2 separate regions of the Homo sapiens genome follow, and region 1 is linked to region 2. The links are chromatin contacts, found by Hi-C or POLR2A ChIA-PET in ENCODE. All regions are on one chromosome and are shown on one strand. Each heading gives the region's core, a stretch centred on a gene start or an enhancer-like site at or near the end of the contact. The rest is flanking DNA. Distances are from core to core; before and after follow the strand shown.

The links. Hi-C counts contacts between places; a loop is a spot of excess contacts on that map. ChIA-PET counts read pairs that join two places held with the same protein, here RNA polymerase II (POLR2A). Pooled maps may share reads with other maps.
Region 1: a loop to region 2 is called in a map of endothelial cell of umbilical vein, with 8 times the contacts of the local background. The contact joins the promoter of ACAP2 here to the enhancer-like site in region 2. A Hi-C loop is called at or near these places in 1 of 168 maps with a recorded cell type or tissue (endothelial cell of umbilical vein), 1 of 37 single-sample maps with no recorded cell type and 4 of 50 pooled maps. POLR2A ChIA-PET finds 5 or more read pairs at or near these places in 5 of 52 experiments (B cell, BJ, activated CD4-positive, alpha-beta T cell and 2 more).

The regions. Positions count from the first base shown.
Region 1 is chr3:195,440,598-195,445,461 of GRCh38, forward strand. It overlaps ACAP2 (ArfGAP with coiled-coil, ankyrin repeat and PH domains 2), which reads right to left and starts at 2,423. Exons shown (of 23, transcript NM_012287.6): 1 at 2,198-2,423. The coding sequence starts at 2,250. RefSeq lists enhancers at 1,338-1,427, 1,967-2,466 and silencers at 1,878-1,927, 1,948-2,167, 2,288-2,787.
Region 2 is chr3:195,117,067-195,122,298 of GRCh38, forward strand. The region is part of intron 3 of XXYLT1 (xyloside xylosyltransferase 1); the gene reads right to left. Among named protein-coding and RNA genes, the nearest start is that of MIR3137, 15 kb to the right of the region's middle. RefSeq lists enhancers at 235-777, 778-1,318, 1,052-1,111. Within about 2 kb of position 2,590, at least 8 of the 41 ENCODE cell types and tissues checked have a DNase peak (open chromatin) inside an H3K27ac peak, as active enhancers do; they include endothelial cell of umbilical vein, where a contact is called at or near this core.

The DNA of each region.
Region 1 (4,864 bases), core at 1,173-3,672, 320 kb after region 2:
AGCTTTTTATTTTGATACAAGTTTCACTATCACTCAACATACACAATACTCTCAAAAGTAAAGCTCTTCTTATACATACAACATGTGAATGAAGACTTCTCAAATATTCTTTTCAAATGCTATACAGATCCTCATAGTAATAGGATTATGGAAAAACTATAAAAAATTAAGAATATGAATAATGAAACTTCTATTTCTCGGCAGTCTTCCCTCTATTGCAAATCTAATTTGTCCCCAAAATGTATATAAGATGTTGAAGTTATTGAAATTTTGGCATCTCTTCCCAATTTGCAGCTAACAATAATTGGAATATGGGAAACAACTCCTGAAAACCTGTAATATTTTAATTAACATAGAATTTATGTTACAATCAAGTTTAACAAAAGTTCACTATAATATTCCCTACAACTTAATCAGTATGTTGCCCTCTTATTTTATATTCAATGATTTCTTTATTTCAAAAACAAAGACATCACATGGTTTGTGACCAACCCCAGTAGCTAGAAGTATTTCCAAATCACTTCTCTCAACTTAAAAAAAAAAAAAAATTAATGTGAAACAAAGGGAGTTCAAAGCTACATCTTCTAAGGGAAAAATGCTGTGATTATTTCACTTAAAAATAAATAGCTGAGTCATAGTAACAAAATTTCACAAAAAGCTGAACTTTCTAAGGTGCACTTTAAAAATTACTCCACTTGCCATGCTGTCCTGGAAACCAACCTGCACGCCTGTCCTAGGAAATCTATTTGTGTCTCTTGAGTCCTTCAATAATGCAGAACATAAAAGTTTCAAAAATGAATCGCAACAACAGCTATCAAAGGAAGTGGGTTTTTTTAAATAATAGCCCTAGGCTCCAATAAAATTAATACCCAAAAATCATCAAAGGGCAAACGCAAAAAGCGTTCTTAAATTTTCTCTAAGTAGCAGTTCCTTAGTTTTACAATTCTTTTCTTTTTCGCTGAAAGGAGAATAAGAAATCCAATTAACAGTGTTAAGGATGAGAACAGTTAGTTCCCAGGCAGAGGATGCAATTTACAATCCAGGCTTGGCCCAGACATTAGCGGGCACACACACGCCAGTGCTCAGAGGAAGCTTCAAGAAATGTCACTATCTAACGGAAGTGTTAAGGCCTTATATTTGTAAGGACTATGACCAGCCCTGTAAATAAATACACTGTAAAACGCAACCTAGAAAAACTCCATTGTCCAAAACAACTCAAGACTTTCCTACTATCCTCAAAACAGAAAGAACCTGTGTCCTGGACGGCCTCAGGACGACCGCCTCTCACATAGAAAGAAGGGCAACCCATGTGAATCGGAGTGCCCCCATGTCAACTCTGTGACAGATCCACTGGGAGCATCCGACTGTGATCCGGGCCCTCCTGGGCAGAGGCTGCTGGAAGAGGAACACACAGGCAATCTTCACGGCCCTCCTACTTCCGTTCTCAAAACAGAAATGCACTTTTCTGCTAGTCCTCCGCCCTCAGCCCGGTACCTCTCGACAGCTGTGCCCCCTTCAACGAGCTTAAGTGGAAAGAAAAGCAGGTAGTCACCAACTAGGGTCCACGGAATGCGGTTGATCACAGCGCTTCCCCCCGCGATTCCCGCACGCATCCACCGCGGGCGCCCTCCGGAGAGTCGCTCTGGCCGGGGGCACCGCGAAGCAGAAGTCGGCGTCCCAGTTCGCCCCCTACTCTCTCCTCCCCGGGGAAGGGGGGCAGAAAAGCGCAAAGAGGAACTAAATGAACTGCAAGAGGATGCCCTGAAAGCTCCCTCAAAGAGGGGGTGGGGAGGGGGTGGAAACCAAGAAGGGGCGGAAGGAAGGGGGAAGGAAGAGCAGCCAGAGGAGGAAGGGGGCGAGAGCGAGCGCCCGCGAAGGGGACGGGACTTCGGGAGCGCGGCTGCACCCCATTTCCCCCAGCGGGAGAGGGTGCGCCGGCCTTCGGGGCGCTCCGCCCCGGCAGAGGGCAAGGAAAGAAATGAGAGGCGACGTCCCCGTCCCCGCCACTTCGTCGCCCCTCGGGAGGGCTCGGTGGGGACTGCAGTGCCCTCGCAGGGTGGGAAACGGCGGCAACAGCCGCTCGCCCCGTCGGAAGGAGCGGACGGCGGGGCCTCCTCCGGGTGCGCGGGCCCGGCTTTCACGCCCCCAGCGCCGGGAAGGCAGCTCCGCGGTGACGCCGGGCGGCCGTGCCGGTTACCTGAAGCGGGGCGAGTCCTTCAGACACTCCTCGAAATCCACAGTCATCTTCATCCTGCCTCCGCCTCGCAGGCGGCGCTGGCAAAGCCGAGGGGGCCGCGGGAGCGGCCGCGCTGGGACGCAGACGGCTACGGCGGGCGCACGGCCGCGACTAGCGTTGCGCGGAGCTGCGAAGGGCGCCTCGCCCGCTGGTCATAGCAGCCGCGAAGACGGCGACGACTAGTCAGGCCCCAGTCCCGCCCCTCTTCCTCCCGCCCCAAGTAGAGCGCTGGCCGCAGGGAAACGGCCGGGGAGTGACAGCAGCGGCCAGCCAGCCACGAACCTGGCGGCCAAGGGGCGGGGCATCCGGCAGCACCGCCTGCGGGCGCCCGGGCAACGGGTCTGAGCGACGGCAACCCGAGCCAATGAGCAGCGCGACCGTGGGCACCTCCTTGCCACAACCGCCCCCGAGGGCCAACCGGGATGCGCGGGCGTCGCTAGGCGGGACGCACCGGTTGCTGGGAGGCCGGCAGCTGAGGTTCCTTGGGAAGGAAGTCACGTGGCTGCGGCCGCGCTTCCCTCCGAGCCCCCGCCTCTTCTCCTGCTCCCCGAGCCCCGCCCTGCTGAGCTGCCAGCCCAGAGGAGCAGTCTCCTGCAGGTCTGAGGAAGGAAATTTGCTTTTCAAAGCAGATTGGCAGAAATCTGAAGAGGTTAGAGGCAGAAATTATAAAAGGAAGAGATAGGCTAAGCCACCTATTCCTTTCAGTTTAGAGAAACTGAGGCCAGAAGAGGAGCGAGGATAACTTTAGTGATAAAATCCATCTTTCATGTATTTGTTCCATAGCTTCATAATCTGGAAATTGCTCCCATGTACATCTTCTCATATAGCCAGAGACCACTTCCTGAAGGAGCTGCCGTTTGGGTTGGACATAGAAAGATTTAGGCAGGTATGGGAGGTAGGGTGCTTCGTGTGGAGGAACTCCTCTCAAAACTGCCGAAAGCATTCCCCCTCACTGACACTTTGCTCCTGGTGGTTTTCACTGTTCTGCCATGGTGGGGTTCTGAAGACCAGGCTCATCGTACTCACCTTGCAACACCTGCCCCTCTAATCCACACTTTTTCTAGAAGCACTTTAAGATACTTATCATCTGATCCTCACGGCAGGTATTTACCATACTCCTTCATTTTAAGATGCCATTGATTGTAAAAAGTACAAAGATGTCTTATATGTAATGAGTAATTTTTAAGCCAACCTAAAAAACACGGGCGTATCTATAAAAATGAATATACAGGGTGTTCTAACAGCATAGTGGCTCTGAGTGAGAATCTGGAGGCAAACTTCCTGGATTTAGGTCCCAGCTTTCTCACTTTAAAATGAACATAACACACAGATCTGATGAAGTTGTCCGGTTAACACAGTGCCACATATCGATCATTCAGTAAATGTTGGCTATTTTAATTGTACCATTTGCCTCTTCAGTACTATAATCAAAGGGCTTAAGTCTAAGTTCTCTCACTTTCACTGTCTGAAGTTTTTGTTTGTCTCAAAAACAATCAAACAATTTCGTTCCGTTCCCCAGGCTGGTCTCAAACTCATGGCCTCAAGTGATCCTTCTGTCTCAGCCTCCCAAAATGCTGAGATTACAGGTGTGAGCCACACACCCAGCCTTCTAAAGTCTTAATATAACTTTCTGACCGTCTGGCTAAGTATAGCGTGATGACATACTGTTTTTCGTAACCCATCAAGAGATATCTTGATCTCTTTAGCATCTTTAGAAATTAACAGTATAGACAGGGCATGGTGGCTCACACCTGTAATCCCAGCACTTTGGGAGGCCGAGGTGAGCAGATTCCTTGCTCCAGGAGTTCCAGACCAGCCTGGGCAACATGGTGAAATCCTGTCTCTACAACTCTACAAAAATATACAAAAAATTAGCCAGGCACATGCCTATAGTCCCAGTTACTCATGAGGCTGAGGTGGAAGGGTCACTTAAGCCTAGGAAGTCAAGACTGCAGTGAGCCATGATTGTGCCACTGCACTCCAGCCTGGGTAGACAGAGCAAAACACTGTATCAAAAGAAAAAAAAAGGAAAAAGGAAAATTAACAGTATAATTCTGAGGCATTTCAGAGAATATAGAAGCATTATATTCATTTATTCTTTGCTTATAAACTTGATTTCTTTTTTAATTGTGTATTCCTGGAAACCACACAGCTTTTCTTGATAGCTAAAAACAGACTATTGACTGTTAAATGTTCAGGGTCCTCAAGCACATTAGTGGTCAGGCCAACCTTCCCTAACATTGTAACTTCAATGTCAAATTTACCAAGACAGTTGGCAATCTCTACTATATTTGGTTGCGTTCCTGATGTGTGACAGCTAATCTGCATATACAATAACTTATTATTTTAATACTTAATCACAGTGTAGCCTTTTAGAAGATACCTAAAGTGACACTTTGGGGTTCAAATTAATATTCAACTGCATGGCACCACAAAGGCAAATAACTAAGCTAATTACCAAGTGAACATCTTTCTGTGGATGGCTAAATTTGCATATACCCAGTTAGTGATAACACTGTCACAATTTTTCTTCCTTGCCCTGTGATAAAGCAAGCATTTGGGGGTGTCAATTCTAAGATAGGTCCTAAATAAAGAAACATTAAAGTGGGATGGGGTGGGAGCAGTGGG
Region 2 (5,232 bases), core at 1,340-3,839:
GTTTATTGGGAAAACAATCTGGAAACATCCTATATATATATAGTGTATACACACACACACACACACACACACACACATCCCCTTCAGCTCAGCACTCCTACTCTTGGGAATCTATGCCTGGGAAATAAAAGCACTAGCTCGGAAGGACACATACACACACGCGTCCATATGTACAAATGAGAATGTTTGTGGAAGCATTATTTATAAGTGAAAAAACTAGAGATAAAATGAATGCCATCAAAGTAAGAATGTTGAATCAGATGTGGGCCATCCATCCTATGGACTACATTAGCAGAATGAAATAAGAGAGGCATACCAGTGAACTTGAGGGATTTTTCTATGAAGTACTGATGAGCAAGAAAAGCAACATGCAGTAAATTTGATTCATATGATCTCATTTTTATAAAACAATTTTTAAAAACTTGTACATGTATCTATGTGTTGATGTGTGTCATAAGTGTCTATGACTTTTATAAGCACAGATAAACATATGGGAGGATTCCAAGTTATTAAATGAGTTATTTGGTGTGGAGTAGGGGTCGGGGTAGCGTGGAAACAAAGGGAAAAACTCCATGCACCCCCCTCTCTCACGCACACATGCATGCACACATCCAGGGAAACAATAAGAATGAGGGGTCCCTGGCCCTCTTTCCCTCTGTGGTGCCTGCCCGGAGCTCAGCTCTTGTGGGTAGCTGTCACTACAGGACACTGTGGAGGGGACTAATTACATGCCAATAAGTGTAAAGGTCAGTGGCCATCTCAGTGCCACTCAGCACTGGAGTTCCCATTCCTGGGCCCCTGGGCCACAGCCTCCCCGTCGGAATAACACTTGGAAATTTCCAGGAAGAAGAAATTCACTCTGCTCAGGGCAGCATGTTCTACTTTTTGAAAATGACTTTTTAGTGAGTTCTTTCTCACATGATGCTGAATTTCACCCCTTAACGCTTCTGCTCTCTGCTCCACGTCCTGCCCCCTAGAGCCACAAGGAACAAGTACATTTCCTGTCCCATATGAAGACAGAGATAATGCCCCCCTGGGCTTTCTCTTATCTTAACTAAACATCCCCAGTCCTGCCACCGGTGCTGAGCACTCATCTAAGGCATTTCCTGATGGCAGGTCAGGTTCTTACTCCTCCAGTGAGACACAGGGATTTTGATAAGATGCAGGCGAAGACCCCAAATCTCCAAGCCTTCCCAAGGAACAAGTCAGCACTACCCCTATCAGAAAAACTCTGAAGGAGATACAGAGCAGGGTGGGGAGGAAGGCAGTTCCAAAGGTCCTTCTAATTTCCTTAGGAGCCCCATGGCCCGTGGCCACCACTAGCGTGACTACACAATGACTGCCTCCCAGCTTCCACACCGGGCTCCCAGTGCATGTCACCGAGCTTGCCTGGCCATGACTCATGCAGGAAAGGCTGCACAGGTGACGCCAGGTGTGGACATGGCAGAAGGAACGGAAGATGAGGTTAGGCTTGGCTTCCTTGCAATCACCTTCTGAAGGGCTGTGGGCTGCAGCAGGGGCACTGGGCATTCCAAGCTGGGGGAGAATGCAGCCTTCACAGACTTGCCACAGGCACCTATGCCCCAGGGGCATACACAAGGGACTGCAAAGGGAGAAATGAACCATGGTGAGTTAAATCTCATTAATGCAAAACCTACCAACCCAGAATTAGAGAGACCTGGGCCTGGAGTTGACAGCGCCAATCCCAGAAACAGCTTTCACGGGTAAAGATACGAGTACACAATGTTTCAGAATTCCCGAAGGAGGTGACGTAGTAAACTTTCGAAACGTAGTTCCCTGAAGGAGGAATCTTCAGTGGGGTTCTAAGAGCACTGCGTTCCTCTGGGGCTCTGTCATTAGCTGTACATCAGCAGGCAGGTCACCTCTCTGCTTTGAGCCTCAGTTTTGTCTTTGAAAAAATGGAAATAAGCCCAGGCGCGGTGGCTCATGCCTGTAATCCCGGCACTCTGGGAAGCCAGGGCGGGTGGATCACGAGGTCAGGAGTTTAAGACCAGCCTGGCCAGCATGGTGAAACCCTGTCTCTACTAAAAATACAAAAAAAAAAAAATTAGCTGGGTGTGGTGGCACGCGCCTGTAATCCCAGCTACTCGGGAGGCTAGGGCAGGAGAATCACTTGAACCTGGGAGGTGGAGGTTGCAGTGAGCCGAGATTGCGCCATTGCACTCCAGCCTGGGAGACACAGCGAGACTCCATCTCAAACAAAAAAAAAAAAAAAAAAGGAAATAACATATATAGTGAAGCTGATATAAAAATCCAATAAGGGAAATCACATAAAATGACTATGTGACCTTAGATTGCTGTATAAATATGACTTTATTGGTCCTGCTGAGGACAGGCGATGAAGGGTATCCAGTAAGGGACCTGGGTAGCTGCTATGAAATGAGTGACTGGGTGATAACATGAGCCACTTTTCCCAACAAGAAGACAGAAAGAATGGATCAGAAACCAGGAGAGGATTCCAAGTGAATCAAGTGTAAACACACTCCTAGCCCGGGCCCCGCACAGAGTATATGGCCTGACAATGAAGCGATGGCTGGAGCTACATTCCACGACAATGAGCTGGATGCCCCCAGATGAGAGGAGGCCTCCGAGGGCTGTTTCGTCCTCACTCCGCAGAACAATGCTGAGTCTCCCGAATGCCTCTTTTGTTCCATACGGCACAAACATCACAAACATCTTTTAACCACCCTGTGTTTTCCTAGCTGTTTGTTCTTTTCTCAAAGGTCCTAAGATCACAGAATCATCTCCAAGAACAATAGCTGGGGAGCCTGTTCTGCAGTTGAAACAACAAGGTCAAGGGGTTTGTGGCTGAAGCAGGGAAGGCAGGGGGAGGTCAGGGGCTGGGCGGGGCGGGGGGAGCAGCCTGTCCCTGCATTCCCTTGGGATGGGAAGTTCCCACTGGGCCCGCAGGATTCCTGCTCGTGACTGGGGTACCGGCTGCCTGTCTCTAGGATCAGATTCCACTCAAAACTCACATGCTGTCTCTTTTCTCTCTGAAAACAAAAAGCTTAGATTTCTCCTCTGTCTTCAGCCTAAGGCCTCTATCCAGGTTCCACGGACAAGATGATCTACTCAAAGGAGGGCAGAGCCTGGGCGTCCAGCAAAGGCCTCACCCCCACCCACTCTGACACAGTAGCTGCCCCATCCTCCTGGGGGTGCCCCTCCCAACCCCACCACTGCCCTCTGCTGCTCAGATGCCCCCCCCGCCCCAGCCCCCATGGCCACAGAGAAGGAAAGCCTGGTAAAGAGCTTCAGGCTGGGCATGGAATCCTGGCTCCACCACATCCTGGCTCTGAGGCTGGCCTTGAACCATGTGTAAACCATCTGTGCCTCAGTTTTCTCATCTGGAAAATGGGAGTAATATTCATATTGACCTTACAGCATTGCCGTGAGGATTCAGTGACACTCCATATAAAGCAAGCATTGAGCACAGTGCCTGGCACAGGGTGCACCCCAATAACATTAACTAACATTATTATTCCTGTTCAGCTGTAGCAACAGAAACACCCCTGTATTCCCATGACTATCGTTAGCATTGCTATTATCCCTGCAGTGTTCTCCTCGGATGGCTCCATGAAAAGTGCTTAGTAACTCTGAGAGTGAAACCCATTTCATTCAGGATTCAGAGTCAGGATTTCCCTTCTCCGTGGCTCCGTCACTGAGCACCGACTCTGCGGGGTCCCGGAGGGGAAGACAAGGCAAGCTCACGGCACCTGAGAAGCTGGAAGAGCACGGAGAGGGTGTGCGGCCTGGCTGGCACAGCTCCTGCATGTCAGGCCAGCCCCCGCCCTGTTCCCAGACAGTCAGGGTTCCTAGGGCTTACTCCCCCAAACCCTCACCTGCAAATCAGGCTCGTGGTGTTCCCCTACCTCCCTGGGGCTCACAGGCAGGAGAGTGTGAGGGTGTGTGACGTGTGTTGGAGCTAAGATTATATAGCTGGGTGGCCTGTGGGCCACACCTAGCCTGCTGCTGCCTCCTCCGTGAGCACCCCCATGCTCCCAGGGCCCAAACACCCGGGAACCACAGCACACCGGCCATGCCCTTGGAAATGCTGCATCTACCAAAGCCTCCCTGAGCTGCAGGAAGGCCTTGGCCGCCCAGCCATTGAGAGGTCTATCTTTTCACCCGAGGATGTGATCTGCCCTCTACTCAGGCTACACCTACCGAGGCCTTCCAGGTAGAAATTCAGCCAAGGCCTGCCCCAGCGTGTGATTCAAAGGACAAGATGGTGATGAGAGACGGGGTTCCCTCTTGTACAGAAAGCCTTGGGTTGGTGCACGCAGGATGGATGGAGACTGACGCCCACCACCCGCATCTCTGCTCCTTTAACTCCTTTTGGCCTTCATACCCTCCAGGATGACCTCCCAAGACAGGGTTCCTCTAGATATTTTGCTCCCCTGCTGAATTCAGAGCCTCTGAAGGCTCCTCTTTGCTGCCTAGCCCCAAATGACGTTCTCATCTTTTCTGCCCCTACGCCCCACTCTAAAACCTTCCTCAGTCACACTGAGCATTCCCTCATCCCCAAACCTCCTCTGTGCTTTCTAACCACTTGGGTTTGGAGCTAGCAGACATGCTGGTCCTATTCTGGAGAATGGCACCCAAAACAAGAAAGGCTGAGGGCCTCGTGCTGAGACTCTACAGGAGAACACTCGCCAGGTCGGGGACTCAGGCAGCTTTATTCCAGCATTCTAGCCCTACCATCAACTGGCCCTGTGACCTGGGCAAGTGGCTACCCCTCTCTAGGCCTCAGGATCCCCATCTATAATACTGGGTGCTGACCAAGTCATCTCTAAAGGCATCGTCTAGCACTGGGCCTCCAAGAGAAAGCCCAGCCTGGACCCTACATTGTCATCCTCCATTCCTCTTGTCTTAGTTCAAGCTATTATAACAAAGTACCACAGACTGGGTGCCCATAAACCACAGAAGTCAAGTTCTTACAGTTCTAGAGGCTGGGAAGTCCAAGACCAACGTGCCCACTGATTCTGTGTCTGGTGAGGACTCACTGCCCAGTTCACAGATGGCTGCCTTTCCCCAGTCTCCTCATATGGTGAAGGGGTGACAGAGCTCTTCAGGGTCTCTTTCATCAGGACACTCATCCCATTCATGATGACCTAATCACTCTCCAAAGGCCCCACCTCCTGATACCATCACACTGGGGGTTAGGATTTCAACACATGAATTTTGGGGGGATACAATTATTCAGTCCATTGC